Regions from separate parts of the Mus musculus genome. Here region 2 is linked to region 1. Evidence: chromatin loops called from intact Hi-C (ENCODE). Cell type or tissue: heart. All regions are shown on one strand. Each heading gives the region's core, and the rest is flanking DNA. Links, peaks and the distances in the headings are about the cores only.

Region 1 (14,957 bases), core at 767-4,766:
GTGTGTTGGGGGGGGGGGGTGGCTGGGGGGGAGCTTAAAGGGACCGAGGCAGGGATGGGGGAGAGCTTCAGAAGTCTCCCCCCGAAAAACTCGGTTTCTCTCTGCTTCTGGACCACCTCTTTCCTCCTCTCACCCTGGCAGTCAAGCCCCCAGTTTAGCTCCCTTGGAGTTGTCATGGAAACCGGGAGGCAAGACCAGGCAAGGCGGGTGGGACTAAGAGAAGGAGGGAGGGAGGGAGAAATCTCTAGAGCCTCTCCCGCAAAGACTCGCTGTAGTGATTATATTGTGAGAAGAAGCCAGCTCAATGGATTTACCACACTTATCTCCAGACCCCGTTCAAGCAGTCCCTGCTCATCCATGGGGTTGCTCCCTCAGTTTCCCTCAGAACATCCTGCAAGATAGTTCTAGGTTTCTCCAGGTGTGAGACAGAACTGTACAAAGAGTGGAACCAAGAGGTTCAGACCCCCCCTCCCCCATATACAGCCTGACAATAGAGGTAAGATGCTGACTGTGGCTAAAGAAAAGGAGAAAAAGAAAGCGCCTGTGGGGGTACACAGGTACCTTCTTTCTCTAGGGTTATAAGAAGCTGAAATGCTTCATCAGAGGGAAGCAAGCTCTAATTGCTTGTTTGTGACAGGCAGGTTTGGAAAAGCGTGCTTGTTGGGGGCTGAAGAGTTCTTGGTCCAGTCAGCAGTCACAACCTCTCCTTAAAGCACTCCCTCTCTCCCCCCTCCTCCTGCCCCAAGACGCAGATCCACCCCCGGAGTCAACCCAAGACACAGCGGTGACTTCCACTCTTTTTATTTGCTTTTTGTGTCTTGTAAGGGCGTGGGTGGGGAGGTGGGGTAAGGATAGGCCCTCTACAGAGGTTACACCAGTTGAGCCTTTTTTGCAGAAACCTAGCAGGAGAATCAGAAACACCCCTTTAGGATTTTCCAACTCTCTCCAGAGACAGTTGCTCTAGGACAAAGCCCCTCTGGTGGCGTCCTGGAGAGCAGTCTCCAAAGCCCTGGCTTGAGCCCGTTCCAGGTCTGAGAAATTTTTACCCACGGCCTCATACCGGTGGTTCTGGTTTTTCAACCGTGCATGGATCAGAGGGAACCTTGGACCCATCCCTCCCACACCATCTTCAATACACGCTTCTGGTTTTATTAAGTTCAGATTAAACAAAGTCCCTGAGTACAGGCCTTGAAGCTCAGAAACCCTGCAAACTTATTTAATTGCTAAGTAAAAGCACTGACGGATAAAGGCTATTCCCTGGCACTCCGGCGCGCCGTAGGGGTCACGGGTAGGCCGAGTGGTGCCAGCGCCCGCAGCGGGGAGGAAGTCTGCCTGCACTGGCAGGGTTTGTGTCGCCAGCAGCCCGCAGGGATCTGAGGAGCAGTTTGTCGGGGTCGCTCAGGATTGAAAGACTGGTGGAAATCCTGTGGTGAGTCCTTGAAGCCCACGGGGCCCCACGCCCATATAAGGTGGGTCCGGGAGGGTGGGTCGTGAATGCGGAGATAAAAGTAGGGCCAGAGAAACTGGGTCAGGCTGCACTTCACTTGAGGGGCCTGGAGGACTCTCGGCGTCTCCGGAGACAAGGGCACAACACGCACTTCAAAGTGAAGAGTTGTAAGGCGCTGATCCGGAGCGGGAGGGCAGGCAGGAGTGGGAAGAGGGGCTCTTCAGCTGTGATCGGCCTGGCACTCTGGCCTAACACAAGCCTGGCGTCCAGCGATAGAAGCGGGAGTCGCCTTTCGTCAGTCCTAACCTCCCCCCTCGCACGTTTTCTTGGGCTCTGCTACGAAGCCAGACAGCCTGGATTGGAAAGTGGGCCGCATTAAGGAGGGGAAGTTGCACCCCTGGGTGGCTGGATGCAGCTGAAGCCTAGGAATGCCTTCTTTAGAAACCCAGTATTATCTTTTTCTGCTGTTGCCTCTCCCCATCCGGCTAAATGGATCGCTCTGTCTATTTCCTCCCCAGTTCTTTGGGTGCAATGGAATGTTCCATTGCCCCTCCGGTCCGCTGTCCGCGTTGCAGGGGACGCTCGCCCTGTTGCCAGGGAAAGTCCCGGACGTGACGGCTTTGCGCGACCCCGAGCAGCACCCCCCCCCCCCCCCCCGCGCCCCGTCCGTCATCCCACTGCGCGCTCTCCTTGTCCCCCTATCCCCGTATCCGGTGGATTACAGACTAGGTACAAGTAAACAGCTGGCGGAACGAAGCCTCCAGACACAGACCAGGTGGGAGTTTCCACTCTCCGTGTGTCCTGGGCCGCTGTTCCCCGGCCTTTGCAGATCCCAGAGTAGTGAATGGCCGAGGTGATGCTTAAGGGAGATCCTGGGCCTTGGGACAAAGTCCCTTGGGCGCCAAGTTGGGGGCGGGACTTAGGGTGAGCATTGGTGCATGGAGGTGGTAGGTGTTTGTGCCGAGCCATCTGGATGGAGTAAGTTAAAAGTAGCCTTCCCTCATACGGACCAGGAGTAGGAGCGGAGGCCGGAGAGTTGCTTGCTGTGAGTCTGTTGGGAGTGGAGAGGCGTCGTCTCCCTCACGGCCTCTCGTTCCTTCTCAGGTGGGAGCATGCCGGGGCTATGGAGGCAGAGGCTTCCTTCGGCTTGGGCTTTGCTTCTCCTGCCGTTCCTGCCGCTGCTGATGCCCGCAGCCCCCGCAGCCCACCGCGGGTCCTACAAGCCCGTGATCGTGGTGCACGGGCTCTTTGACAGTTCATACAGCTTCCGCCACCTGCTGGACTATATCAATGAGGTCTGTGGGGGATACTGAATGGATATAAAGTGGCTGGGGGAGGAAGCGTGGGCAGATGAAAGACAGCCAGCCCCTCTAGGCTAGTTTTCAGGGTACTGCTCCCCGCACGGGGAGAGCTGAGGGATGGGGGTTCCTGCAAGCACAGTGAATACACTTTGTCCAACCTAGTGCCGCATTGCCCCTTTCCCACAGACACACACCGGGACTGTGGTGACAGTGCTTGATCTCTTCGATGGCAGAGAGAGTTTGCGGCCCCTGTGGGAACAGGTACAAGGGTTCCGAGAGGCTGTGGTCCCCATCATGGAAAAGGCCCCTGAAGGAGTGCACCTCATCTGCTACTCCCAGGGTAAGCAACGCACACTCTTAACTCCCAACCCCCGTCTGAGCTTGACCCTTATCTAAGGCCTACTTTCTGGCGTTTGTGTCCTGAGTGGGAGGGAGGGTTCCTTCTGTGCTCATTGGCCATGGTTCTTAGATTTAAGGAATTACAGAGCAGCTAAAAGCATTTCAGTTGGTCAGAGGCCTAAACTCGCACCATGGCTCCATCATGTGACCTGTGACCCGTGCTGGAATGGAGTGTATCGGAGGCCTGGGATTCTGAGAGACAGGAAGTAAGGATCACTCCAGTGGCTATTCTTAAGACCCTTTCGGAGCTGGAGAGATGGCTCAGCGGTTAAGAGCACTCACTGACTGCTCTTCCAGAGGTCCAGAGTTCAATTCCCAGCAACCATGTGGTGGCTCACAACCATCTGTAATGAGATCTGATGCCCTCTTCTGGTGTGTGTGTCTGAAGACAGGGACAGTGCACTCATATACATGAAATAAATCAATCAACCTAAAAGACCATTTCCAACACTGGTGCTCTGCTTCCAGGGGGCCTGGTGTGCCGTGCTTTGCTGTCTGTCATGGATAACCACAATGTGGACTCTTTCATCTCCCTCTCCTCCCCACAGATGGGCCAGTATGGAGGTGAGTGGGCACTGTGGGTGCCATAGAAGGCAGTATAGTGTGTTCGGGGCACAGAGATTTGATGGCCCTTGGCATGGCGGTTCTCTTTCAGACACGGACTATTTGAAATGGCTCTTCCCCACGTCCATGCGGTCTAACCTCTATCGGGTCTGCTATAGTCCTTGGGGCCAGGAATTTTCCATTTGCAACTACTGGCACGGTGAGTGGGCCTCCGTGGTCGGGGTGCTACGGAGGATGAGGCCTGTTGCTCCCAATCTGACATAACCAAAGCAATCGCTTCCATTTAACACTTATAAAATAGACACTGTTCAGAATGTGGTGTGCAAACCAGCCAGTTGCCTCAAAGAGTGTAGTCTGATGCAAAAATTTAAAAAAAAATGGCTTATTGCCATGGACCACCCCAGTCTGGTATAGGGGGTCCCTGAAATGAGGGTCCTCGAAGCCTAGGTGGGTAAGGATTTGGTAGTGACAAACAGAAACAAACACAGAGGCAGTTTGAATCTGAGTGTTTTGCAGCTCTCAAGCAGGGGATCTTATACATTAAAAGAACAAATATTAGAACTCTGAAAAAATATATTCACTGACTCACAAACAGAACATGTGATGATTAATAGAAATCATCCAAGCGTAACAACTCTGAAAGGATGTATTCAGAGGGGCATCCACCCAAGGCTAGTGGCATATTTCCAAGAGCAGGTTAATAAATCTTTATAGTCAATTATTTAACATCTAATGCCTGATTTTTTTGTTTGTTTGTTTGGTTTTTGGTTTTTTAAGACAGGGTTTCTCAAGCCGTGCATGGTGGTGCACGCCTTTAATCCCAGCACTTGGGAGGCAGAGGCAGGCAGATTTCTGAGTTCAAGGCCAGCCTGGTCTACAGAGTGACCCTGTCTTTTTTTTTTTTTTTTTTGGTTTTTCGAGACAGGGTTTCTCTGTGTAGTCCTGGCTGTCCTGGAACTCACTCTATAGACCAGGCTGGCCTCGAACTCAGAAATCCACCTGCCTCTGCCTCCTGAGTGCTGGGATTAAAGGTGTGCACCATGCCTGCCCGGCGGCTTTCTTTACCATATACGAAAGCCCACCTCCGATGACACACATGCAGCGATATGCAATTTTACTGTTAGGAAAGTTTTTTTTTTTTTTTTTAAAGATTTATTTATTTATTATATGTAAGTACACTGTAGCTGTCTTCAGACACTCCAGAAGAGGGCATCAGATCTTGTTACAGATGGTTGTGAGCCACCATGTGGTTGCTGGGATTTGAACTCCGGACCTTCGGAAGAGCAATCGGGTGCTCTTACCCACTGAGCCATCTCACCAGCCCGTTAGGAAAGTTTTTATCTGTCATGATGCTGTTATATAACTTTATAAATGATTTGTAAAGTAAAGCATTGGTTTCCCTGGGGATAAGGTCATGTTAGTGTCCCCATCTCAAGGGATGGTTTCCTACCCATTACTCTCGCTTAAGATCTTGGCCTAGATTTCCAGGAACATGTAAATAAGAAAAGAAATAAGAGAAAACAAAACAGATATTTTGTTCCAGCCTAGAGTTCCACAACAGGTTCAAGGAGGCCTCCTTTTGAAGTTTTTGCCTCACTCTGTGGAACTTGTCACACAGATTCTACTGGGGTTGGTGTGGCAGCTTATCTTTACTGGCAGTCTCTCTTTGTGCATGAGTGTGAGTGTATATGTGTGTGTGTATGTGTGTGTGTATGTGTATGAGGGTGTGTGTGAGGATGTGTGTGTATGTGTGAGTGTGTGTGTATGTGAGTGTGTGTGTGTGTGTGTGTGTGTGTATGCTCATGTCTAAAATATGGAGAGTCTATTCTCTTTCCACCACTGTGGGTCCCAGTTCAGCTGCTGCACTGTGGACCATGGGCCCTATAAATGAGTATGAGTGGCCACCCCACTCATTTACAGAAACAAATTACAGGCAGGATTTGGCCAACCTCTAGGATAATACAGTGTGTTATAGTATAATGTAGATGCTGGGGCCACATTAGCCTGATTTTGTTGGGTAACCTTGGGTACCTTACTTAGCTTTCTGGGAACCAGTCTCCTCCTATAGAATAATAAAGCATGCGCCTCGGGAAGTGGTTGTAAGCATTAAATCAATGAGAGTAACACGCAGCCTTAACCACTGGCCCATACAGGGTACCAGAAAGTGCCTTCCAGCCCGCTCAGAGTGGTCCATGCATTTAATCCCAGCACTTGAGAGGCAGAGGCATGGTGATCTCTGTGTTAGAAGCCACATGGGCTGTCCTGAATTACATAGGAGTTCCAGGACCGCCAGGACTAAATAGACCCCGTCTCAAAAAAACAAAACAAAACAAACCTCAGAACTGCCTTCCATTACGTTGAAGTTATTTTTATTCTTCTGTGGTGTGGCTGGATGCCTAGCTTCACTATTAGATTATTTATGTATTTTGTGTATGTGAGTATTTTGTCTGCATATACACCTGCACACCAGAAGATGGCATCAGACCATTGTGTGCTGAGTCCTGGGAGAACAGCCAGCCCCCTTGAACTCTATGTAGCCGAGGATGACTATGAACTGTGATTCTCCTGACTTAACGTCCTGAGTGCTAGGATTACAGGTGTGCGTCATCATGCCTCCTGGTTCCTGTGATACTTGAGGTCCAAACTCAGGGCCTCGGGCGCACCGGGCAGGCTCTTGACCCGTTCCTTCCCAACTCCTGCTAACTGTTGTTTTTTACTCAGATCCTCACCACGATGACTTGTACCTCAATGCCAGCAGCTTTCTGGCCCTCATCAATGGGGAAAGAGACCATCCCAATGCCACTGGTAAGACCGCCACTTCCACCTGTGTCCCCTCTTCTCTTCCTCCCTAAACCTGGCCTGACGCCTATGGCTGACTCATCTCTCCCCTGTCTCTACAGCATGGCGGAAGAACTTCCTTCGCGTGGGCCGTCTGGTGCTGATTGGGGGTCCTGATGATGGCGTTATCACTCCCTGGCAATCTAGGTAATGTGGGATCATAGAGGCTGAAGACTGGCTCTCTAACCCCCACTAATCTTGATCTCCCAAACCTGGCCTATTAGGGGCCCCTAGAGCAGATGTTCTTTTAGAGACAGACAGGGTCCCAGTGCATAACTCTGGCTTGATGGGTGGACCTCTTGTCTTTGTGTCCCAAATGACTGGCATTATTAACCACACCCACTCTTACTTGGCAGGGCTGGGGATCAGACCCAGGGACTTTCACATGCTAGGCAAGTATTCTGCATACTTGAAATTAGAAATTAGAGTCTGAGGCAAGATCACTTGAGCCCAGGAGTTCAGTATGGGTGTGGGCAAGACAATGAGATCGCTTCACTAAAACACACACGGATATTTTTTTCCAATTTTTTATTAGGTATTTTCTTCGTTTACATTTCAAATACTATCCTGAAAGTCCCCCAATACCCCCCGCCCCCCGCAAAACAGATATATTTAATGCCAGCAATAGTTAATCCTAGCACTTGGGGCAGCGGCAGGTGGATCTCTGTTTCAGGCTACATAGTGAGACTGTCAAAACAAAACAGAACAAAATACCAATGCAGTCAAGCAAGCAAGCAAGCAAGCAAACTGGTATAAAAAGTTTGCCAAAAATTTTGGCAGCTGGAGGTGTGTCTCAGCTGGTAGCATGCTTATCATGCCTGAGGCCCCACATTCAGTCACAGGGGCCACATGCCAGGAGGTAAGAGGAGGGTCAGAAACTCAAGGTCATCTTTGGACTACCTAGTGACAATGAGGCCAGCCTGGGCTACATAAGACCCAACCTCAAAAACCACTTTTTTTTTTTTTTTTTAAGATTTATTCATTATATGTAAGTACACTGTAACTGTCTTTAGACACCCCAGAAGAGAGCATCAGATCTCATTACTGGTGGTTCTGAGCCACCATGTGGTTGCTGGGCTTTGAACTCAGAACCTTCAGAAGAGCAGTCAGTGCTCTTAACTGCTGAGCCATCTCGCCAGCCCAAACTACATATTTATACATACATAATTTTGAAGTGATCACGGATTCTTAGGAGGGTTGAGAGATGGTTTATCATGGTACTGTGCTTGTTCTGGAGATTTTCCTAGAGGCCATATCGTAGGTAACTAGAACATTGTATCAAAGTCAGACTGCCGGGTGAGGTAGCACACACCTTTAATCCCAGCACTCAGGAGGCAGAGGCAAGTAGATCTCTGAGTTCAAAGCCAGCATGGTCTATATAGTAAATTCCAGGGCAGCACAAAGAAGCCCTGTCTCAAAAAAAAACAAACAAAAAAAACCAACCAGCCGGGCGTGGTGGCGCATGCCTTTAATCCCAGCACTCTGGAAGCAGAGGCAGGCAGATTTCTGAGTTCAAGGCCAGCCTGGTCTACAGAGTGAGTACCAGGACAGCCAGGACTACACAGAGAAACCCTGTCTCGGAAAACAAAAACAAAAACAAAAAACCAAAAAACAAACACACACAAAAAAAACACCAAACAAAAATCTCCAGAAGACCAAAGTCAGGACTCTGATGTCACTACAGTGTAAGAATGAGGGTCCGCCATCTTATCTCATTCCGCAGGAAAGCTGATGGCTCCGCAGCACTGCACACCTGTCTCTGGTGTGTCGTCATGAGTTGATCTGGGAGCCTGACATTTACTCAAGCAAATATTTATTGAGTGCCGTGTGTGCCCAGGTGCCGTTCTGGGCTCTGGGGAAACAGCAATAAAGAACGTCCCTAAAGACAGTAGATCAGAAATACTGGTGGCAGGTGCGGTGAAAGAACAGGTCTGGTGGAGTCTGTGGGGAGGGAAGTGTCCTTGAAGGAGCTGCCATCTGAGCAGGCCTGAGGAAGTAAGGGAAGGCACATGCCATGGGAGGCCATCCCTGTGAGGATTGGGGAAGGCAGTAAGAGGCAGCAGCCGTCAGGCCCTCGAGCTGTTTTTTATTGTGACAAACTGTAGCTGAGCATAGTCTGCTCAACTGTAATCCCAGGACCTTTGAGGCAGAGGCAGAAGGATATTTCTGACGGTGGCCAGCCTGGGCTACCAATTAGACTCTACTCAAAACAATAATGAGCTGAGAGGGTGTATTTGGTCAGCACGCTGAAGTCCCGGGCTCAATTTTTGTTGTAATTGTTGCTTGCTTGTTTTGGGAAAAAGGGTTTTCTCTGCCTAGCCTGGAAGTAGCTCTGTAGACAAGGCTAGCTTTGAACTCACGGAAATCCTTCTGCCTCTTGAAAGATTAAAGGCCTGTGCTACCACACGTGGCTCCTGGATTTGATTTTAGCACTAGGAGGAGAGAAGGACAGATAGACAGAATTGTAGTAGATAGGTAGGCAGAAGTTATAATTTTTATTTTTTTTAGCTTTTGTGAGACAGAGTAGCATGTAATCCAGGATGGCTTCAAGTTTGTTGTACAGCTACAGATGTAGATATTTATTACCATGTCAAGTTTATATAATGCTGGGCATAGGACCCAGAACCCAGTGCATGCTTGGCAGTCACTCTGCCAGCCCAACTGCATACCCAACCTTAGAAATTATGGTTTTTAAAGGTTTAGTTTTGTGGCATTAGCTTCATTAACACTTGTGTAAGTTAACCTTTATCCCTCTGGAAAACATTGTCCACTAAACTGAAGTTTCACACTCCTTAAACATTCCCCTCCTCCAACTCCTGACAGCCAGTGTGCTTGCTTTTTAACAAATACAGAAGCTGAAGAGGTGCTCAGTGGTTAAGAGCACTGGCTGCTCTTGTAGACGACCCAGGATTGGTTCCCAGCAACCACATGGCGCCTCACAGAGACACTTAATGCTTGTGGTGCACATACATATATGAAGGCAAAATACCCATACACATAAAATAAAAAAAGATAAATAAATAAAAATAGACTGGGCTGGCCATGGTGGCACACTTGTTTAATCTCAGCACTAGGAGGTGGATCGTGGAGTGCAAAGTCAGCCTGGTCTACATAATGAGTTCTAAGACAGCCAGGACTGCAAAGTGAGACTCTGTCTCAACAACAAATAAAATATTCTAGGTGGGATTGGAAGATGTTAGGAGGATTGAAGAAGGAGTGACAACCTTCCCAAATAAAAACAGTGCAAGAGTAAGGGTGGCTTTTACATACACAATGGCATTTCATGTGTAAAAAAAAAAAACCGCCATGGTTGTAATAGCTCATGGTTAAATAGCATATGGTCTGTTGCAAGCCTCTCCCTTTTAGGATTTATTAGTTTTCAGTTTACATATATTGATATACTTTGAGTATGCTCATGTACATATGTCTATATGAACATACGTGGAGAATCAGAGGCTGGCTTGTTTCCTTCCACTATGTGGGTCTGTAGGGTTGAACTTAGTTTGTCAGGTTTGGCAACAGGCACCTTCACCTGCTGAGCCAGAAGAAGGTGTCAGATCCCCTGGAGCTGGAGTTACCTGCAGCTGTGAGCACTACTCCCATCCCCCACCACCTTTGTGGGTATGGGAATGGAATTTGCATCCTCTGAAAGAGCACTAGGTGCTGAGCCATCTCACTAGCCCCTCCCTTACCTAGCTCACTTGGGGGCGGTAGTCACTGGCCTTATCAGGACCCATGGGACAGGGACTCTCAGGCTTGCCTACGCTTGCATTAGCAATTGGTAAGAGCAGACTGTCCATAGCGTTTCCCTTCCCCTCCACGAGGGGGAGCACTTTTACACAGGATGATGGGCATTAGCTTTAAGATTTAGTTATTTTATGAGTGCTCTATCTGCATGTCACCTGCACGACAGAAGAGAGGGCATCTGATCTCATTACACATGATTGTGAGCCGCCATGTGGTTGCTGGGAATGGAACTCAGGACCTCTGGAAGAGCAGCCAGTGCTCTTAACCGCTGAGCCCAGAGTTTTATAGCCAGAGCTGGAGTCCCGCACTCCCACTCCCCACACCTGCTAACCCAGCTCTTCTGTTCCTGCTGTATCACCTTGTCGCCCTGTTTGGCTAGGGCTTGCTTCCCTGGCCAGGACTCACTCCTAGCCTGCTTTCTTCTCACTCCCACAGTCTCCGGGCCTTTTATTGAAATATGGTCTCTCGTTATGTAGACCAGGCTGGCCTTGAACTTACTGAGATCCACCTGCTTCTGCCTCCCCAGTGCTGAGGTTATAGACAGAAGCCACCATACTTGGTTCTTGAATTTCTTTTTTAAGGATTTTTATTCTGGGTCATGTGTAGGCGTGTGTGCATATGTGGATTTGTGTGCGTGCAGATAAAGCATCCTAGGGAGAGCGGCCATTGCTCTTACCTGCTGCTCTTACCTGTCTCTCCCGCTCCCAAACTTAAGGTGTTTGCTTTTTAAAAAAGTATTTATTTGGAACAGGATCTCTCTCTGTGTAGCCCTGGCTGTCCTGGAACTCACTCTGTAGACCAGGCTGGCCTGGAACTCAGAGATCCACCTGCTTCTCCGCCTCCCGAGTGCTGGGATTAAAGGTGTGCAACACCACGACCAGGCAATTATTTTATTTAAAATTTTATGTGTATGACTGGTTTGCTTGTGTGTGTATCATGCGCATGCCTATATTCAGGGAGGCCATGAGATGGCATAGATGTCCTGCAACTGGGGCTACAAAGGGTTGGGAGACGCCATGTTGAGTGCTGGGATTGAGCCCAACTCCCCTGGAGGAGTGGCTGGCTATGCTGTTCTGAACCAGTTCTCTAGATCTTAAATTCTATCTTTATTATTTATTTATTTATTTATTTATTTATTTATTTATTTATTTTGGTTTTTCGAGGCAGGGTTTCTTTGTGTAACAGGCTGGCTATGCTGTTCTGAACCAGTTCTCTAGATCTTAAATTCTATCTTTTTTATTTATTTATTTATTTATTTATTTATTTATTTTGGTTTTTCGAGGCAGGGTTTCTTTGTGTAACAGAACCCTGGCCGCAGGACTCACTTTTTATACCAGGCTGCCCTCGACCTCTGCTTCCCAAGTGCTGGGATTAAAGGCGTGTACTACCGCAGATGCCCCCTAACTTCTTAGCCTTTGAGTGTGCTCTAGGCTGCCTGTCTCCCGGGGCCATGAGTCTCTGTGGGGGCACTAATGCACATGAATTTTCCTTGGTTCTCCTGATAACCTCTATGCACATACATGTCTTTGCAGCTTCTTTGGTTTCTATGATGCCAATGAGACAGTTCTGGAGATGGAGGAGCAGCCGGTAAGCCCCTCCAAAGACTTGCCTTCCCCCTCCCTTTGTCTCCACTTCACTCTGGGGCTCCTTCTGCCTCTGACTCCTGCTTCATGAGGGAGGGAGAGGTTGGTCTGGACATGAGCAGCGTCTCACTCCTGTCTCTCTTTCTTCCATGTTTCCATGGCCCTCGGCCCACCTCGAAGGTGTATCTTCGAGATTCTTTTGGGTTGAAGACTCTCCTGGCCCGGGGGGCCATAGTGAGGTGTCCCATGGCTGGCATCTCTCACACCACGTGGCACTCTAACCGTACGCTCTACGATACTTGCATTGAGCCGTGGCTCTCCTGAAGATGTCCTCAGTGGTCTCCAGGAATTCCCCAGCCCAGAGATCAAGCGGTGGCCTTGGGAAGCAGATGCCAGGCTCTGGCATGCCTGCAACCATCTTGTCATTCCCACACTGCCCGACCCCCACCAGGGCTCCCCTCCCCCCTCCCCCCCTGCTCCTCTGTGAATGACAAGTCCTGGTCCCCTACCTCATGTCCTCACTTGGGGACGCCTCCACGCTCTCCCTTTCTGCCACGGCTGAGGTTGGGAAGCAAGTGCCAGGTTTTTAACTGTGGCTTCACCGCTGCTGTTGCTTCTCCGGGTCTGGCTGTATCGGAGGAGAACCCAGCCCCTGCCCACCTCAGGGGTCTTCTTCCAGGCCACTCAGGACATTTTTAGCTTCTGTTATCCCCGTTTCCCTCTTTTCTCAACTTCCCTGTGGCTAGCCTCCCCACCAAGAGGGGCACCCATAAGAGGGGGTGTTCTGAGGCTCCCCTATGGGGACAATTCCACTTTTGAAGTGTCAGTGTTGGGGAATATCTGTGGCCTGCAAGGCCCATCTCAGGTTTGGGGATCCCCCAGTCCCTATGATCAGTGTTGGGGTATCCCCTGGGAGCCTAGGTTCTTTGAGGCCCCAGCCCCTCTTTTAACTACCCTTGAGTGGGTGGTCCCTGTATTTATAGAAATAAAAGATCCATTTCCTCAGCGTGGCTTGGCTTATTCCCAGGTGAAGGGGAACTGGGCTCCCCCAGGAGGGTGGGAATAGAGAGCCTGGGGCCTGGATGCCCGGATGCTTGGTCTGGGGTGGGGACCCCCTTGGTGTTTCCTTCCTCTCAATGCCCATTCTGTGTGGGTTCCTGACTCTGCGGGTTCTTTCCTGCTGAAGACAATTCTCTTCCTGTCCCAGCCTAGGGTTAGGGGGCTAAGCCCCAGGCTCTGCCAGTTTGGGCCTCGGCCTCATGGGTGGAATTGACATGCCACCCCCAGACTAGACAAGGGGGCTGAGGGTCAGAGTGGGCATGTGTCATCCCCCTTGACCTTTGGAGGCCAGGACCGGGTGAGGGGCTGTACAGTGAATCTCCCTTTGCCTGGGAGGAGGAATTTAGACTGAGACAATAGGGCCCTGTCTGTTCTGGCTTGGGGGTGGTGCCCCTCAGCCCCCAACAAATGCCATCAAGAGATGGAGACAGTTTTTCCCTTGGTGCCTTGGGCTGCCCCTGCCCTTCTGTGACGGCCGCTTTCTTTCCTCAGCCGATCTGGCCTACTTGGCCATGACCTGCTCTTGCTTTGTCTCCCGCCCTCTCTCCCTGCCCTCACATTATCCCACAGTCTCTTAGGCTGAAAGGGGGTGGGGTACTGGTTGCTATTAGAGCCGGGAACTTCTGATTTGGGGTCCATAATTCAGGGACCTCCGAAATTGTGTAGGTCCTGCTGGAGCAACACTTGGCTGAAGAGAAGAAGGTGAGGAAGGCAGGGCCTGTCTACTGAGCCAACCAGCCTGGGTCTGAGGAGCTAGTGGGAGGGAGACTGCTGTGTGGTCCAGCCCCTCTGCATCTTCTCAGCCAGAGAGGCCCACCCACCAGTGTAAGCTGCGGCTGCTGGGGCTGTTGCTGCTGCAGCCTCCTGGACAGGGAAACAGGTAGGAAGAGGAGAAGTGGGTAGGTAGGGAGAGGAAGTCAGTGGTGGGAAGAACCCACATCACTTCACCTTCCAGTGGGGACGAGGGAGGGGGAGGGCTTCTGAGTGAGGGGTGTCGGTATGATGAGAGTGTGGGGGAGCGGTGGATGCTTGGGTCGGGGTATAAGGTGTGTACACTTGTGAAGGTGACATATTCTAAGGCAGTGTGCAAGGGATGTGCAGGAAGGCTGGCCAGGAGCATTTAGAGTGGTGAGCCTGGCTGAGGACGGAGGGACCATGACTTGGTACTGGCAGGGCACGTTGGTTAGGTGTGCAGGCCACTGCAGACCATGGGAGTGGCTTGGGAAAGTCAGTGTCCTGACCACCAAGTCAGATTGCTTTAGGAGGGCCTCACCTAGAGACCCAAGGAGAAGGGAAGAGCTCCAATAACCACTTGTCTGCAGCCCTCAGAGTGAGGGAGCCATGGGGCTCTGGGCTGAGCTGTGCATTTCCCTACGAGGACTCTCATTCTTCCTGGTGCTGATGACGGGCGAAGGGACCAGAGGAGGATCTTTCAAAGAGAGGTGACAGCCAATGGGGAGGGCTTTGCTGGGATGGGGTTTGCCATGGGACAGAAAATTGAAAGTTCAGAATGAAGGCGAGATGCCAGGGTGGGAGGGGGGCGCCTGGTCTCAGCTGTGTGAGGTGCTGAGGGCCCGACACCCTCCTCCTCCCTGGTGTGCCTACAGTTTGGGAGTGTGCTCCAAGCAGACGCTGCTGGTTCCTCTCCGTTACAACGAGTCCTATAGTCAACCGGTGTACAAACCCTACCTGACCTTGTGTGCGGGGAGGCGCATATGTAGCACCTACAGGTGAGAGGTGAAGCCCCTAAGGCTCCCAGGTCTCAAAGGGACCCCAAGAGGCAAGTCCAGGATGGGTACCTACAGATATGAGCCTGCTTCTGTGTTCTAGGACCACATACCGTGTGGCCTGGCGGGAGGTGAGGCGGGAGGTACCACAGACACACGTGGTGTGCTGTCAGGGCTGGAAGAAGCCACACCCAGGAGCTCTCACCTGTGATGGTGAGGAGGCTGGGACTTCAGGCTGTGGGAGGCTTGCTGGGAGCTGGCCCTGTGTCTGGGTCTTAACTGTCTTCTCAAA
Region 2 (14,957 bases), core at 5,811-9,810, 63 kb after region 1:
TGGCAGGCAGCTTGGTTCAGGCAGGGATTAGAGGTGCACTCATTGACCTCCACCTCACAGAGCCTCCCTTCCAAGCCTGAGGACACAGATGGGGTGAGAGATGGCCTCAGCCAGGGCCAGTGGGCTTTCTGCCTGGGGCACCTAGGCTCTGAAGCCTTGGACTTGCAGAACCCCCCATCCCCCCTGCTTGTGCTGTCTTGATGAGCACTGAGTGTGTGTGTGTGTGTGTGGGGTGGACACATCTGTCTCCCCCAGGCTTAAGGCTCCGGGAGCAGGGGACCTGCAGGGGGCTGAGAGGAAGTGCCTTTGAAGTCCTTTCTGTGTACCTAAGAGGGTGGGGCTTGCCCATGGGCTGCCCAGCCTGGAGATTCTTGAAGTACAGATGGGAAATGGACATCTGCCTGGAGGGTGATTCAGCCCTCATGTACTATCTAGGCCTCTGTACCGTGGGTGGGAGCGATGGTGGTGGAGATGGTGGTGCTGCTGGTGGTGGTGATGATGGTGGTAAGATGGTGGTGCTCCTGCTGGTGGTGATGGTAGTGATGGTGGTTGTGATGGTTGTGATGGTGGTGGTGAAAGTGGTGGTAGTTATGGAGATGGGGATGCTGTTGGTTATGGTGGTTGTGGCCATAATGGTTTTGATGGTTATAGCAGTAGTGATGGTGTGGAGGAGGAGGATTTGAAGAAAGGCATTAGGACAGAAGAGTGGCTCCCATTTTCCACCCTTAGGTTTATCTTGGTCTCCATGACCTCATGGTCAGCCTCCTCACCTCCCTGCCCCACCCCCCTTTCCTGGGGATCTGCCTCGACACCCTCGATTCATGTAACTTGTCCCTTGGATGACCGAACAATTTTCCCACGTCTCTGTGCATGTCTATGCATGGCCTGAGCCACGATGCATGGGTGATGCCTGGCATCCAGTAGGGAGTGGGGTGGGGAGGTCAGCACTGCTGAAGCCCGGGTGGAGGCTGGACTCTGCTCCTCACTGGAGGCGTGACCTTGGGTAAGTCACTCCCCCTCTTTGTGTCCAGTTTCTTAATTATGAGATGGGGATTCCTTCTCTGATAAGACGGTCATGGTGGGCATGGTGTTGGGAGCCTTCCAGCATCCCTCTGCTACTGCACCAATTCCAGGTGCACCGCCCATGTGGTATTTCAATGCTCTGCACTTCATCTCTACATGGGAGAGTGTGCGATTAAGTGTGTGTATGTGTATGTGTGTGTGTGTGTGTGTGTGTGTGTGTGTGTGTGTGTATGTGTGTGTGTGTGAATTCTGGGCTGGCACATGTACTAACTGCCTTTCTGTCCTCTTTGGCTGATCCACTGTGTACGGTGGACCAGGACGCACACTCTGTGATGATCATGAAGTGGGTGGAGCACCGTATCCCTGAACTTCAAGGTGCACACTCTCACTGCAGGGCAGCTTGTCCTTCTAGGGGTGGTGGGTTCCCCAGTTTTAGCTGGGTGTGGGGAGAGAAAGATGCTTGCTGGATAGCCTGATGCCAGTCACTCTGGCTAGGCAATTCCCCTTGGGTTCAAAGTTAGTTCTCTGTCTCACCCACCCACAGTCCCACCCAGCTCTACCTGGTGGGCAGAGGCAGTGGAAGGTTGCAAGCAGGTCCAGGCAGGTGCTGCCTGGGTGGCAGGGCTGTGACAGGCACTCATTGTGGTCAGCTTCACAGCGGGAGCCCGTGTAACCAGGCAGGCAGAGGCAGTTGAAGGAGCCAGGGGTGTTGATGCAGGAGCCGCCATGTTCGCAGGGACTGGGTCCTTGCTGGGCTGGGAGGAGAGAAGATTTGGGAGTCCATGGGGGCTGGGGTGGAGAGGACAGGGAGGCTAGACTGACAGGGAAGGTGTGTGTGGGGAGGACACTTGTATGTGGAGATGAGAGAACTGGGAAGGGGACTGTGTATTTATAGTGGAGGATGGGGCTGGTGAGATGGCTCAGTGGGTAAGAGCACCCGACTGCTCTTCCGAAGGTCTGAAGTTCAAATCCCAGCAACCACATGGTGGCTCACAACCATCCGTAATGAGATCTGACTCCCTCTTCTGGAGGGTCTGAAGACAGCTACAGTGTACTTACATATAGTGGAGGATGACTGGGCAATGAACTCTGGAGAGTTCAGTGCTGGGAAGAAGAGCTGAGCCAAACCCAGACTCATGCAGAGAAAATGTGAAGCTGTTTTGTTGTTTTGTTATACACACACACACACACACACACACACACCACTTTGTGTGTGTGCGATATGCATGTGTGTGGGCACACGCACGTGTGGGTAAGCACACAGGTGTGTAAATGTGAAAGTCCAAGGCTAATGTTGGGAATTCCCTTCAGCCACTCCCCGCTGCCCCTACTCACAGAAGCAGGGGTCTCTACATCAGACACAGAGGTGGTGGGTGTAGCTACTCTGTCCAGTCAGCTTGTTCTGAGCACCCCTTGTCTTTGCCTTCTGAAGCTGGAATTACAGAGGGGCCCTCATGCCCACTTGGTACTAATGTGGGACCTAGGGGTTTGAACTTGAGTCCTCCCTCCCTGATGGCTACTGCTTTAACCATGGACCTCTCTGTGCAGCCCCACCAGGGACTTGTGAACCTCTGGAAGTCCCAGAACACAATATGTAGTTGAAACTTTCTCCTGCTTTGGGTTCTGGGATTACATGTGCCACCATGCCTGGTTTAGGTTTTTTTGTTTTTTGTTTTGGTTTTTCGAGACAGGGTTTCTCTGTATAGCCCTGGCTGTCCTGGAACACACTTTGTAGACCAGGCTGGCCTCGAACTCAGAAATCTGCCTGCCTCTGCCTTCTAAGTGCTGGGATTAAAGGCATGCGCCACTACTGCCCAGCTGGTTTAGTTTTTCAATTTGATAAACCAACTGCCCTGCCTGTCCTCTCTTGGTAATGGAGGGCTTGGCTGGCCTCAGGGGCTCTGCGGGGACCCTTACCCATTTGGCACTCATCCAGATCTTGGTGACAGGTGGATCCTGAGTAGCCAGGCTGGCATATGCAGAGGGTGGAGCCTGTCAGAGGGTTGGTGCTGCACTGGGCATTCACGTGGCACGGCTGACTCAAACACATGTCTTCCAGGTGGCACAGGAGGCCTGTGGGAGACCGAGGGCAAGGCTGTAGCGGCCCCTTGGGGCTCTCTCTTGCCCTCCATGCCTCTCCACCATGCCCTCCATCTGTACCTGTGCGTCCAGGTGGGCAGAGGCAGGAGAAGGAGCCCACACGGTCGATGCAGGTGGATCCCGGGGCACAGGTGGCAGCTGCACAGTCATCCAGGTTCTCCTCACAGCCTGCGCCTCCCCAGCCACTCACGCACACACAGTGAAAGCTGCCAGCTGTGTTCTGGCAGGTGCCACCGTTCCTGCAGCGAGGGGGACCCCGGGCTTCACATTCATCTATATCTTCAGAGCAGTCCCAGCCTGTAGAGGCATGGAGAGGGGACAAGGGCTGGCATTGGGAGCCTGGTGGGGAGGGAGACCAGGAGCAGGCACTGCTGCCGCCACGAATTTGCTCTGAACAACTCACCCTTCCATGTCTTGGGGCAGAGGCAGGTGTAGGTGTCCAGCCCATCCAGACAGGTGGCCCCGTTCTGACACTGGTGCCTGACACAGTCATCTGGGTTCATCTCACAGTCCAGCCCCGTGAAACCTGTCAGGATCATGGAATCAGCCATAGAGCCTGTACGCCGTTTAACAACCTCAATATCGTTATTTATTATTGCACCAACTCTTTCACTTACATTAGCTCTAAGTCTATAAATTCCACTACCAATACCCCCACCCTCTAATTAATTTAAATTTAGGAATTTTATTTATCTTAGCAATATCAAGGCATCAGCATATTCCATCTTATGATCAGGATGAGCCTCCAACTCAAAATATTCACTGTTTGGTGCACTACAAGCCCAAACAACTTCCTACGAAGTAACAATAGCTATTATTTTATTGTCAGTCCTGTTAATAAGTGGCTCATTTTCTCTACAAATACATATTGTCACTCAAAGACACACCTGGCTTATTATTTCAGCCCAACCTATAGCTATAATATGATTTATTTCAACCTTAGCAGAAACAAACCGAGCCTGAGGGGGCAGGGTTGCAGCAGAGCCTCAGGAAGCTTTACCTGGGGGACAGAGGCAGAGATGAAAGGTGGAGTGTCCCTCTGGGACCAGCTGGCAGGTGCCCCCATTGAGACAGCTTCCAGGAGGGCAGGCTCCCTTCCTGAGCTTGCACTGGGGACCTTCCTGCCCCACAGGGCAGAGACACTGGTAGGAACCCAAGGTGTTATGGCAGGAGGTGCCCTGAGGGCAGGGTCCCGGCTCCAGGAAGCACTCGTTGATGTCGCGTTCACAGGTGTGACCCTCGAACCCAGGTGGACAGCGGCACTGGATCTGGGGGTATGTGGCCAGGCACACGCCTCCGTTGGCACAGGGGTTGGCTGAGCAGAAGTCTCGGAGCTGGCATTGCTCACCTGCAGCAGGGCACAGGGTTGGAGTGGGGGAGGGGGCGGTTTCAGGCACTGCCCTGTCTATTTTATGCGTTGAAGTGTGCTCAGCGGTCTGTGTGCAGGAGCCCTGCCTGCGTTCCCCGTCTCCCACCTGTTTTCTCAAGCCCATTTACCCTGGTGCTCCCTGGCCTGTCTTTGTTCTGCTGTACATTAGGTAGGAGGCTTGTGTGTGGATTGCTCACACCCTCTACTTTGGAAAGCACATGTAGCTAACAGTGGGAGTTTTACAAATTGCTTGGGACAAGGGTTCCCTGCAGTGGTACCCTGCTGGGTCACTTTGCCTCTCTGAGTGAATTTCTTGTTGTTGTTGCTATTATTGTTCACATTTTGGTTTTCTTTAAGTCAAGATCTAATATCAGCATTATCTAAAGATGACTTCAAACTTCTCCTCTTTCTCCTTTTTTGACGCAGGGTCTCTCTACATAGCCCTGGCTGTTCTGGATCTTGCTCTGTAGACAACACTACTCTCTAACTCACAGAGATGCTCCTGCCTCTGCCTCCTGAATGCTGGGATTTACTACACCGCCCAGCCTGACTTTGAGCTGCTGATCCTCCTGCATCTACTTCTTGAGTATGGGCGTGTGTTCCAGCCTCTGCAGCTGAATAATGCACCATTGCATCAAATGCTGGCATCCATGCATGCTGGGCTAACACTCTGCCAGCTCAGCTACCACCTCCAGCCCTGCTTTCTACTCTTTTGTTTCTCTCCTTCCATGGTATTGTGTGGATCCCACAATTGAACTCAGGTTGCCAGGGTTGGAAGCAGGTGCTACCTACGGAGCAGTCTTGCTGGCCCGACTGTCCCGTTCTTTACTTTTTTCCATTTTACAGATTTTTTTTACATGTTTACGAGTGTTTTGCATATGTCTGTATGTCTGTGCACCACATGTGTGCCCAACACCTGCAGTGGCCAGAAGGTATGTCTTTGAGGGAGTTTACAGATTGGGAAAATTGAAGTGGGGAAAGCTACTCTGAATGTGGGCAGCACTATTCCCGTATTGCTGTTCCGGACTTGCATAAAAAGCAAGCAAGCCGTGTACCAGCACTTATCTACGTCTGTGTGCTAGTTAGTTGTGTCTACCAATTTGCCACAACCCAGATCACCGGAGAAGAAAGCCTCAGTTGAGGAATTGCCTAGGTCAGGTTGCCCTGTGGGCTTGTCTTTGGGATCCTCTAGACTGATAATTGATGCAGAAGGGCTCAGCCCACTGTGGGCAGCACCATTCCCTATGCGTGGCATCATTCCCTAGGTGAGGGTCTCAAACTATGCATGGCAGGAGAACGCTAGATGAGACCAAGCAAGCAAGGGTGTTGCCGTTCTCTCTGCTCTTGACTGTAAATCTTGTATGATCTGGCAGCTTTGGGTTTCTGTTCAATATTAGGCTGTCACCTCTACCAGGACTTCCCTACCAGGATGCTGAACCCTCAGACCTTGAGCCTGGATAAAGCCTTCCTTCCTTCAGGCAGCTACTGCCATTGTGGGGAGTTGAGTCACAGCAACAAGAATGACTTACAGGCTCCTCCTGATTGTACTTACCTGTCCACCCAGGCTCGCAGGAGCACTGTGGGCGGCCTGAGGCCTGAACATAGCAGTGACCCCCGTTGGAACAGAAAGAAGGTGGACAGAGCTCTTCCAGATGGGTTTGGCATCGATCACCGGTGAAGCCAGAGGGGCAGGTGCAGGAGAAGTGAGGGGTCAGTGGAGAAGTAGGACTACGGGAGCTTGGGGGTGTGGGGAGCAGGGCTTGGCAGCTGCCACCATTCTTGCAGAGTTGGGTATCCCTGCAGGGGTCAGGAAACTGGCAAGTCTCACCCAGAAATCCAGGGGCACACCTAGGGGTAGAGGGACATTTCAGGCCAGTGATTCCCCCTCCTCCTCCCCGTCCTGTCTCCCCAGGTCCCGCTCCTATGATGCACACTCACTGGCAGATCCCTTGTCCCCGAGATAGCCTCAGGCAGGTGCCTCCGTTGGCACAGGGCTCTGGGGATCCTCCACACAGAAGCTCTGGAGAAGAGACTGGAAGATGAGATGGAGCCCAGGGTCCAAGGGTCTCCAGATGGCTTGCCCTTCCTCCACCAGGTCCTCCTTACAGGCCACTGACCAGCAGCTCAGCACTCCCCCACCCCATGTTACCCAGGTGCATGGTGCTCTATCATTCTCTCTCTCTCCTTCACACCCCAGTCCCAGTCTCCACAGGGTCCCCTTGTCCCAGCCTTGTCCCAGGCCTTCCATTCATAGCTTGTTATTCTTCCCACCCCTTTCCTGTTTATTCTCCAGTCTCCCAAGTTCAGCCCAGCTCCATCCCCCGGAAGCAGGGCAACAGGGCTTAGGAGGGAGCCAAGAGCGCTCCTGGGATGTGAATGGCTGAGACACCTAAGGGATTTCCTTCAGGAAAGGCCAGCAATGAGCCACTGGGGTTGGGGACATCTGGACAGAAAGGGAGCCGGTGGGCTCTTCTCTGTCTCCATCTCTTGCTTCTCACTCCTCTCTTCCCCATATCAGGCAGTCCATTTTTTCTCCTGTTTGTCTGTCTGTTCCTCTTACTTCAGAACCAGCTGGCTTCTCCCTGGGCATGGACACCCTCCTTCCCACCCAACAGCAGGCACCACCCCTAGCACCAGGCACAAACCTGGGTCTCCTGTAGCCCCGGAGTCAGTCAGCCCTCCCTGCAGGTTGTCCCCATTAGAGGGGACAGAATCTCCTCCCTCCAGTGTCCTTTCAGAGCCTGGGACTTGGCTTTCTTCCCTGACCTCACCAAGCATCTCCCCAAGAGAGATATGCCCCCACCCCCTCACCTCTGGTCAGGATGACAGGGAAATTGAGTGGCAAGAGCAGCAGCAGCAGCAACTGGGGCTGCATTCCAGAGCGCCTGCCCCTGGCCCGGATCTCCTCTCCCTCTTCAGGCAGGGACCCTCAGAGCCCTTGTGGCCAGGCAAGGCCACCTCCTCTGCCTCTACCGCCCTTCTTCCTCCTGAGCCTGCTGCACGCCTCAGTCTGAGCTGTTTCCTGAGTCACACAATGTCCTGGACACCCTACTGATGGGGGGTGGGGGGAGCGAGAGGTTGGTGTGTGTGTGAAGGAAGACAAGGGAGAGTAAGAGAGGGGCGTGGCTGGCCGGGAGGGGAGCTGGTTTGCTCTTAGGGCCCAGGGTGGGGGGTCAGCCAAATGGGGGAGTTCCTGTCATTTTAATGGTCAATACGGCTTCCTTTTCACAGGACTGGGAGTGGCAAGGGAATGCTACTGTGACCCAGGAAGGGCAGGTCTTAGACAGAGGTGTTGGGACAAGGGGAGGATTCTCAGTTTCTGGTGTGACACACCCTCTTTTCAAAGGAGCAGCAACGTGTCTTGAACTGAAACCGGTCACTTTGGCAAACCCAGGGGATCTTTAGACCTTTCCTTGGCTCTTTCTGGGGGTGTTAGTTTTTTTTTTTTTTTTTAAAGATTTATTTATTTATTTATTTATTTATTATATGTAAGTACACTGTAGCTGTCCTCAGACACTCCAGAAGAGAGAATCAGATCTTGTTACGGATGGTTGTGAGCCACCATGTGGTGGCTTGACCTTCGGAAGAGCAGTCGGGTGCTCTTACCCACTGAGCCATCTCACCAGCCCGGGGTGTTAGTTTTTTAAAAAGGTATTTTGAGACAAGATCTCACTGTGCGCAACATCCTGGCTGTGCGAATCGTCCTGGCTGGCCTGGAACCTGTGGGATCCTTCTGCAGCTGCCACCTGGGTGCTGAGGTTACAGGCACATGACTCCATGCCTGGCTTTTTCCTGGGGAGTGGACAGGACGCTGGGCCCTCCTCCGAGTGGAGACGGAACCCAGGCTTCCCGTGTTCTACACTGATACTTTACCACGAGTCTGGAGGCTTGGCCTTCCTTCAGAGAGGAATGTAAAATATTGTCATTACCAATAACAAAGGGACACTCTATTTCATCCACCTCTACCTCTCTCCTCCACAAAGGATGCTGGGGTACAGTCAAGATGTTAGTCAAGACATAAAATTTAAGTCATCTATAAAAAAAGACAACCATAAAGGGAATTCATTACCCCCAAAAGTTCATGCTACCTCCTTTTATCTTTATTAAAAGCAAGCAAGCAAACAAACAAACCCAACCAACCAACCAAATAAAAAACAAAAACACAAAAAAAACAAAAAAACCTCAACTTTGGACAAGGTCTCATTCTGTAGCCCAGGCTGGCCTGGAACTCACCAGGTAGTGGAGGCTAGCCTCAAACTCACGAGCATCCTGCCCCAGTCTCCTAAGTGCTGGGATTACAGTGTGTGCTATAATGCCCAGGGCTCACTCTCCCTGAGGACCCAGCACAGCTTTGGAGTCAGCCATTCTTGGAGCTCTGCAAGCTCTAGGTACGGCCCAGGGTGGAGGAGCTGTCTGCAGGAGCAGGTTGCTCAGCCTCGAGCAGTCCTGGAAGCTGCCTGCAGTAGGATCTGCCTGCTAGGAACACTGACAGTGTGCCCCCACCCCCACCAGGCTGGCCTTGAACTTGCTGTGTTGGTGAGGATGACCTTGAACTCCTGATGCTCCTGCTTCCATCTCCTAATTGCTAGGATTACTGCTGTGCACCGATGTCCCCTTTGTTTACACTGCATTGGAAATCAAACCCTGAGCTTCATGCACCCTGGGCCAGTCCTGGTTCACTGAGCCACTACACACACACACACACACACACACACACACACACACACATATGAATATATATATATTCATATATATGTGTGTGTATACATATATACTATTATATAATATATATATACTATATTATATATAATCATATAATATATATTATAATATATAATCATATTTAGCCTTATATTGGGAATTTAGTCAGCTATTTGGTTTTACAGATGGCTCTAAACTTTGAGACTGTCTGATGTTTGAGGTGTTTTGGGGGGATGTTTGGTATCAAACCTAGGGCCTCATATGTGATAAGCATGTGCCCCACTACAGAGCTAACTGCACCCCCCCCCCCCCATCACTCTTAACCGCTTGCCTAGGGCTCTACCATATAAGCCCTAGGTCACTTCAACTAGTTTCCTATTGAGACTTGTCAGAGAGGGCGTCCGTTTTCAACAGGATCAACTGTTTTGCAGGAACTAGAGCTTACACATCTGTGTGGTTGCCTGCTTTCTTAGGCTAACTGGGAGTAAACTCATGAGCCTACAGATGACCATGGAATGAAAACTTGGTCATTAAGCCTTGGCAGCATCCTCCAGCAGACAGTGCAGGACTTTCTATTCCAGTGAGTAATGTCTGCGTATGTCTTACTGTTGCCAGATCTCCAGTTCTTGCTCTTCATTCGACTTCTTGCCACAATGTCTCTTTGTTGCTTCAAAATTGCAGTTGTGCTGGTTAAGGCAGGAGGACTGGAATCTAAGGCCAGCCTGGGAAGACTTCATCTCAGAATAGTGTTTTTTTTTTTTTTTTTTTTTTTGTTTTGGTTTGGTTTGTTTTTTTTTTTGTTTTTTAATTAAACTGCGGACAACCCCACCCCATTTTGTTAATTAGGGTTAACATTGTTTCACATGTGTGACAGTTTTCGTGTCTCTTGTGCATTTCCTGTCTGTTCTTTCAGCCCATTGTCCTCAAGATGTGTCATTTTCCCATAGCAGGCCCTAGTTGAGGCAGCTGCGATCTGGGAATATCCTGTGTGAGCAGTCCCTGCTTTCCTGTGCCTGGTTTGCAGATCTGGGGCACCTGGTGTTGGCCGAGCAGCAAAGTGAAACCTGGAAGAGACACCTGGTTTCTGGAGGAACCACCAAAGCTCAGTGGGAAGAGACAGCTTCACATCACTTAGAAGGGAGGCTGGAGCTTGTGAGAAAGGAGAAATGGTAACGCAGACAGGGAAGTGGTGATGCAGAAGGGGAAGCAGGGGTGGGTGGGGGAAGGGCTGTGTGTGTGGCTGCGCAGGGCACTGCTCACTTTATCCTGCCGGAGGCGAGGCACCTGCTCAGGCTGCCTGTGCTGCTCTGGTCCCGGTAATCTCCCAGGGCTCAAAGTGGGCATCTCTCAGAGCGCTTCCTTCTCTTTCCAGCTTCCGAGATGGACACTGATCAGTTGCCTGGGGAACATGATCTCTGTAACGAGGTAGCGAGGTAGCGGGTGTAGTGAGGTACAACCCTCCCCAACCCTCCCCCCCCCCTTCCGCCTTACCCCTCAGACTTGGGCTTTCCTTTCATTGTATATCCCTGGAGAAGGATAACTGTGTCAATCGTTCATTCACACCTCAGCTGTAGGAACTTTCCACATAAGGAAGGACAGCGTTCCTGTGCGTGTTTCCTGCCATGAGTACCTTTCTCGGCCCAAGTTTGCCTTAGTCTAGGCCCTTCATTGCCACCCTGATCCAAACTAGAACCCCTCCGGTGTTCCCATCCCTTACCCCTTTTTTTTCTTTTTTCTTTTTTGGTTCTTCTCCTTATTATTTTATTTTAAACCATCTAAACTATCATCGTCGCCATCTGGTTGACCACAGTCAGCAACTTCTCCAAGGATTGGGGTCTGAATGATTGAAAACATAAAACTGTAAAACCCGGCTCTGGGACCAGAGAGATGGCTCAGAGGTTAAGAGCACTAGATGTTTGTCCAGAGGACCTGGGCTTGGTTCTCAGCATCTGCATCCTGTGGCTCACAATTGCCTAGAACACCAACTTCAGGGGATCAGACACCCTCTGCTGGCCTCTACAGGTGCACCCTCTCCAGTGCGCATGAACACATCCCCACCCGGACGCCAAATAATATAAATAAAAATCTCATAACACACAAACAAAGCTTGTTCTATTGGGAGGGGTCCATTTTATTTTTTTTTATTTTTTTTTTTTTATAAATCTTTTTTTTTTCTTTTTTTTTTTTTTATTATTTATTTATTATATGTAAGTACACTGTAGCTGTCTTCAGACACTCCAGAAGAGGGCATCAGATCTCATTACGGGTGGTTGTGAGCCACCATGTGGTTGCTGGGATTTGAACTTCGGACCTTCGGAAGAGCAGTCGGGTGCTCTTACCCACTGAGCCATCTCACCAGCCCGAGGGGTCCATTTTAGATGCGTTGCTTGGTACCAACAAGAGTTTCTGCCTAGTTGCTTTTGAACTTGACCGTTGGATGCTTTAGTGATAAGCAGGGCCATCGCCCCGCCCCGCCCCACCCCGCCCCGCCCACACCTCCCCTAGCGCTGAGCACATCCTGCGCCATTAAATACCCACAGGAGGGCAGTATCCGCTGCACTCTCGGTGAGGTGTGGAGCACCTTGCTCTCTACTTCCCTTATGACGCTGTGTTGGCTCCCATATTTCCAGACCGTTTCTCTTTCTGTTCTTCCAATCAAGTTGATTTGTGCCTTACCTTTTGGTTCATGGTCCCTTTTCCTTTGTAATTTCCATTCTGCTCTAAAGCCAACCTATGGAGTTTTACATTTCGATCATTGCATTTTTTAAAGACTTGTTTCCTGTTTGTAAGTGTCTATGGGTGTGCATATGCACCTAAGTATGTGCACAAGTGAGTGTGGGCACCCGAGGGGTTCAGAAGGTGTTGGCTCTCCTAGGGTTGGAGTCACAGGCAGCTGGGATTCAAACTCCAGTCCTCATTATTGAGCATCAAGCTCTCTTAACCAGAGTCGTCTCCCCAGCCCTAAAGAGTCTCCTGGAGGCAAGGGTGCCCTCAGATTCCCCGTGTAGTGTGGATCATTGACCTTGAACTCATGGCCCCCTGACTCTCATTCTGTCTCTCAAGCACCAGCATGGTACTGTAAGCCTCACCTCCCACTTCGGGCCTTCTTGAGAAGGGGTTTACTTCTCAGCAAAGCAAGTTTGGCGAGGTCCCCTGACCACTCCCATGGCTTCTCCTGTGTCCCAGGAATTCTACAGAAGTATTTTCAATGCATCAAAAATTATCGAGGCTCTTCAGAAAAGGCCATTCAATTTTATTGTAAACAGAAAAGGAAGTGGTGCCAGACAAAAGCTGGCATTTCCGCACCCTTTCCTGCAGGACCCAGGAGCTGGCATTTCCGCACCCTTTCCTGCAGGACCCAGGAGCCGGTCAGTCTCCCCGCACTGCCCAGTGAATCTTTCTGTCCAGGGAATGGAAATGTTTTCTGTCGGAGACTGCAGACTGAGGGCCCTGAGTTTTGGATTTTAATTTATCTGAGGCAAGATCTCTTGTAGCTCATCTCACACTTAACCTGAGGATGACCTCGCACCAATCCTTCTGCCTCTGGCTCCCAGTCACTGGGACTCCAGGGTTACACAACCTGGGCTGTGAGGTGCTGGGGAGCTGGGGAGCAAACCCGAGACTCTATGCCCAAGGCAAACCTTCCGAGCCACATTTCCAGCCTATATATACTCAATTCAACATTACCTTTTTAAAATCTAATTTTATGTGTCTGGGTGTTTGCCTGGGTGTTTGTGCACCTACTACTACCCGACGAGGCCAGAAGAGGGTGTCACAGCTCCTGAAATTGGAGCTATAGATGGTTATGAATCGCCATGTTGGGAATCGAACCTACATGCTCTGGAAGAGAAGCCAGCACTCTGAGCCATCTCTCCAGGCCCCTTTGATTTATTTTTGAGACAGGAGCTCATGTAGCCCAGGCTGGCCTCGAACTCATGGAGGAGCTTAGGATGATGCTGTATTTCAGATCCTTTTTTCTGCATCCCTGGTCCTGCTATCACCTAGTAACACCATTCCTGGTTTATGCAGTGCTAAGGTTTGAACCTAGGACTATGCGCTTGTGAGGCACAGTCTACCTCAGCCTTTGTTTCAGTGCTGGGAACAGAATTCAGGGCATTGCCCATAGTGAAGTGCTCTACCACTGAGTTGCACCTCCTCCTCAGTTTTCTTCAATTTAAATGGATTTAAGCAGAACCAGCTGGCTCGTGGCTGTTATACGGAACAGTCGAATGCCATCTCTTTCCTTGGGACAAATGTGGCTTGCGGTGTCCTGTCCTGGTACACATGGATTCTAAGTTATGCCTCTCTCTAGACTGCTGCCGGCTTGTGCATCAGAAGAGACTAGTTAAGGGGTGACGGGGTGAGGGACTCAGTGGTTAGAATATAACATCTGTAGACAATGATTTGGGTGAAATATACCTATTTTCTATGCTTCTACAATCTCAGTAGTCTAAACGTCTTGGGGGTAAAATGGACTGTGAGTGGAAAAGCGTAGGCATCACTGAGTTCCTCCCTCAGCCACGCCCGGTGGCTTCATCTCTGGGGGAATGATGTATTAGTGCAAAGGAACTCGGAGGTGGGGGACTGTTATGCAGGACCTTGTTCTACTAAGCCAGGAGTGAGAAACGCAGTCTGTGTAATGACTGGGATCGGCCCTTTTTATTAACAGAAGTGAGCCATATTCCCTACCTAAGTTCCTAGGTGACCTTTTCCCCACTCAGAGAGGGTTTTAAGCTGTCTCAGCGCAATTCCTTACAGGGGAATCACCCACACCTCATGTGAGGTGCCTGCTGCTCTGGCCTCATGGAGGCTGAGACATGGCCCCTAGGGGATGAGAGTTCTGGGGCTGACCTCACGGTGCTGGTCCCTCAGGACAGTGAGAACCGCAGAACTCTGCCTTCCCACCCCGGCCTCAATGGATCGCAGCAGCAGAAGGCCATGTCCCTCCGATGACCCAGATCCCTTTAAAGTGCAGACTTGGGAAGCTCAAAGCTGCCAGGATAATTTACTGCTCGCCCCAACCGGCACCTAACAGTCCTGACCTGCAAAGACAGGCTGTCCCTGTAACAGGCTGTCCCTGTAACCGCACATGTGTCAACTCAGAAACACCCCTCGAAGGCCCAAGATCCGTTCTTTTGACATGCAGTCATCCTGAAGGCAAGCCTCTGTGTCTCAGTCTCTGTGGGGGACGGGATGCTAAGGTCAGCTAGCACTGCCACAGTGGCCAGCCCTCTCTGCTTTCCCGAGCCACTGAAAGCTGGGTGACTTTCTTGTTCTAACCAAATACCCCAGCAAAGCAACCTGAGGAAGGAAGGAAAGCTTTATTTCAGCCCAAGGTCTGAGGGGATAAAGTCTGTTCCAGCGGAGAAGGAAGACATCAGGAACGTGATTGCTGGTCACATCCTGCTCACAGGCAGGAAGCAAAATGGATGCTCAAGCTCAGCTCACTTCCTCCTGATTTCTTCTGCTGGCTGCCCTGGCTCATGGGACAGGGTGACTGCTTTCAGGGTGGCTCTTCTCTACTCAGTTACGTATCCTCGGAAACACCCTAACGGGCTCTCACAGAGGTGTGTGTCTCCTGGGCGACTCACCATCCAGTCTAGTTGTCAGTGGAGACTGGTCATCGTACCCTGCTTGCTCCCTCTCCTCTGCATACAAAGGAACCAAGCTCTGCTTGTATTGCATGGCCAGCAGGTACAGAAGAGAATCAACTTCCATCACATCAGCTAAACTCCTACGGTGCTTATCTTCAATAGTATAGATG

What was found. Peaks named below come from ENCODE experiments on the same cell type or tissue, not always from the same donor. Only the 100,000 strongest peaks of a DNase experiment are listed, where the experiment ranks them.
Region 2: a loop joins it to region 1, with 2.5 times the contacts of the local background. A loop is called at or near these places in 20 of 42 quality-filtered maps.

The regions. Positions count from the first base shown.
Region 1 is chr17:34,614,590-34,629,546 of GRCm38, reverse strand. Ppt2 (palmitoyl-protein thioesterase 2) reads left to right here and starts at 2,112. Exons shown (of 9, transcript NM_001302396.1): 1 at 2,112-2,222; 2 at 2,552-2,742; 3 at 2,935-3,088; 4 at 3,616-3,711; 5 at 3,803-3,910; 6 at 6,433-6,516; 7 at 6,612-6,696; 8 at 11,829-11,883; 9 at 12,060-12,885. The coding sequence starts at 2,560. The coding sequence ends at 12,203. It overlaps Egfl8 (EGF-like domain 8), which reads left to right and starts at 13,576. Exons shown (of 9, transcript NM_152922.3): 1 at 13,576-13,640; 2 at 14,261-14,380; 3 at 14,546-14,668; 4 at 14,769-14,878. The coding sequence starts at 14,280. It also overlaps a transcript of Prrt1 not described here. In heart, for the core only: a CTCF peak has its summit at 2,724 (motif pointing left); DNase peaks (open chromatin) are centred at 1,446, 2,006 and 2,686; H3K4me3 peaks cover 2,594 bases; H3K27ac peaks cover 2,316 bases; H3K27me3 peaks cover 134 bases.
Region 2 is chr17:34,556,856-34,571,812 of GRCm38, reverse strand. It overlaps Notch4 (notch 4), which reads right to left and starts at 7,518. Exons shown (of 30, transcript NM_010929.2): 1 at 7,304-7,518; 2 at 6,431-6,512; 3 at 6,045-6,340; 4 at 4,124-4,471; 5 at 3,527-3,649; 6 at 3,184-3,420; 7 at 2,941-3,096; 8 at 1,584-1,778; 9 at 1-76. The coding sequence starts at 7,367. Gm31560 (a long non-coding RNA gene) reads right to left here. Exons shown (of 4, transcript XR_003952414.1): 4 at 14,500-14,957. In heart, for the core only: a CTCF peak has its summit at 7,424; DNase peaks (open chromatin) are centred at 6,832, 7,522 and 8,262; H3K4me3 peaks cover 1,537 bases; H3K27ac peaks cover 1,689 bases.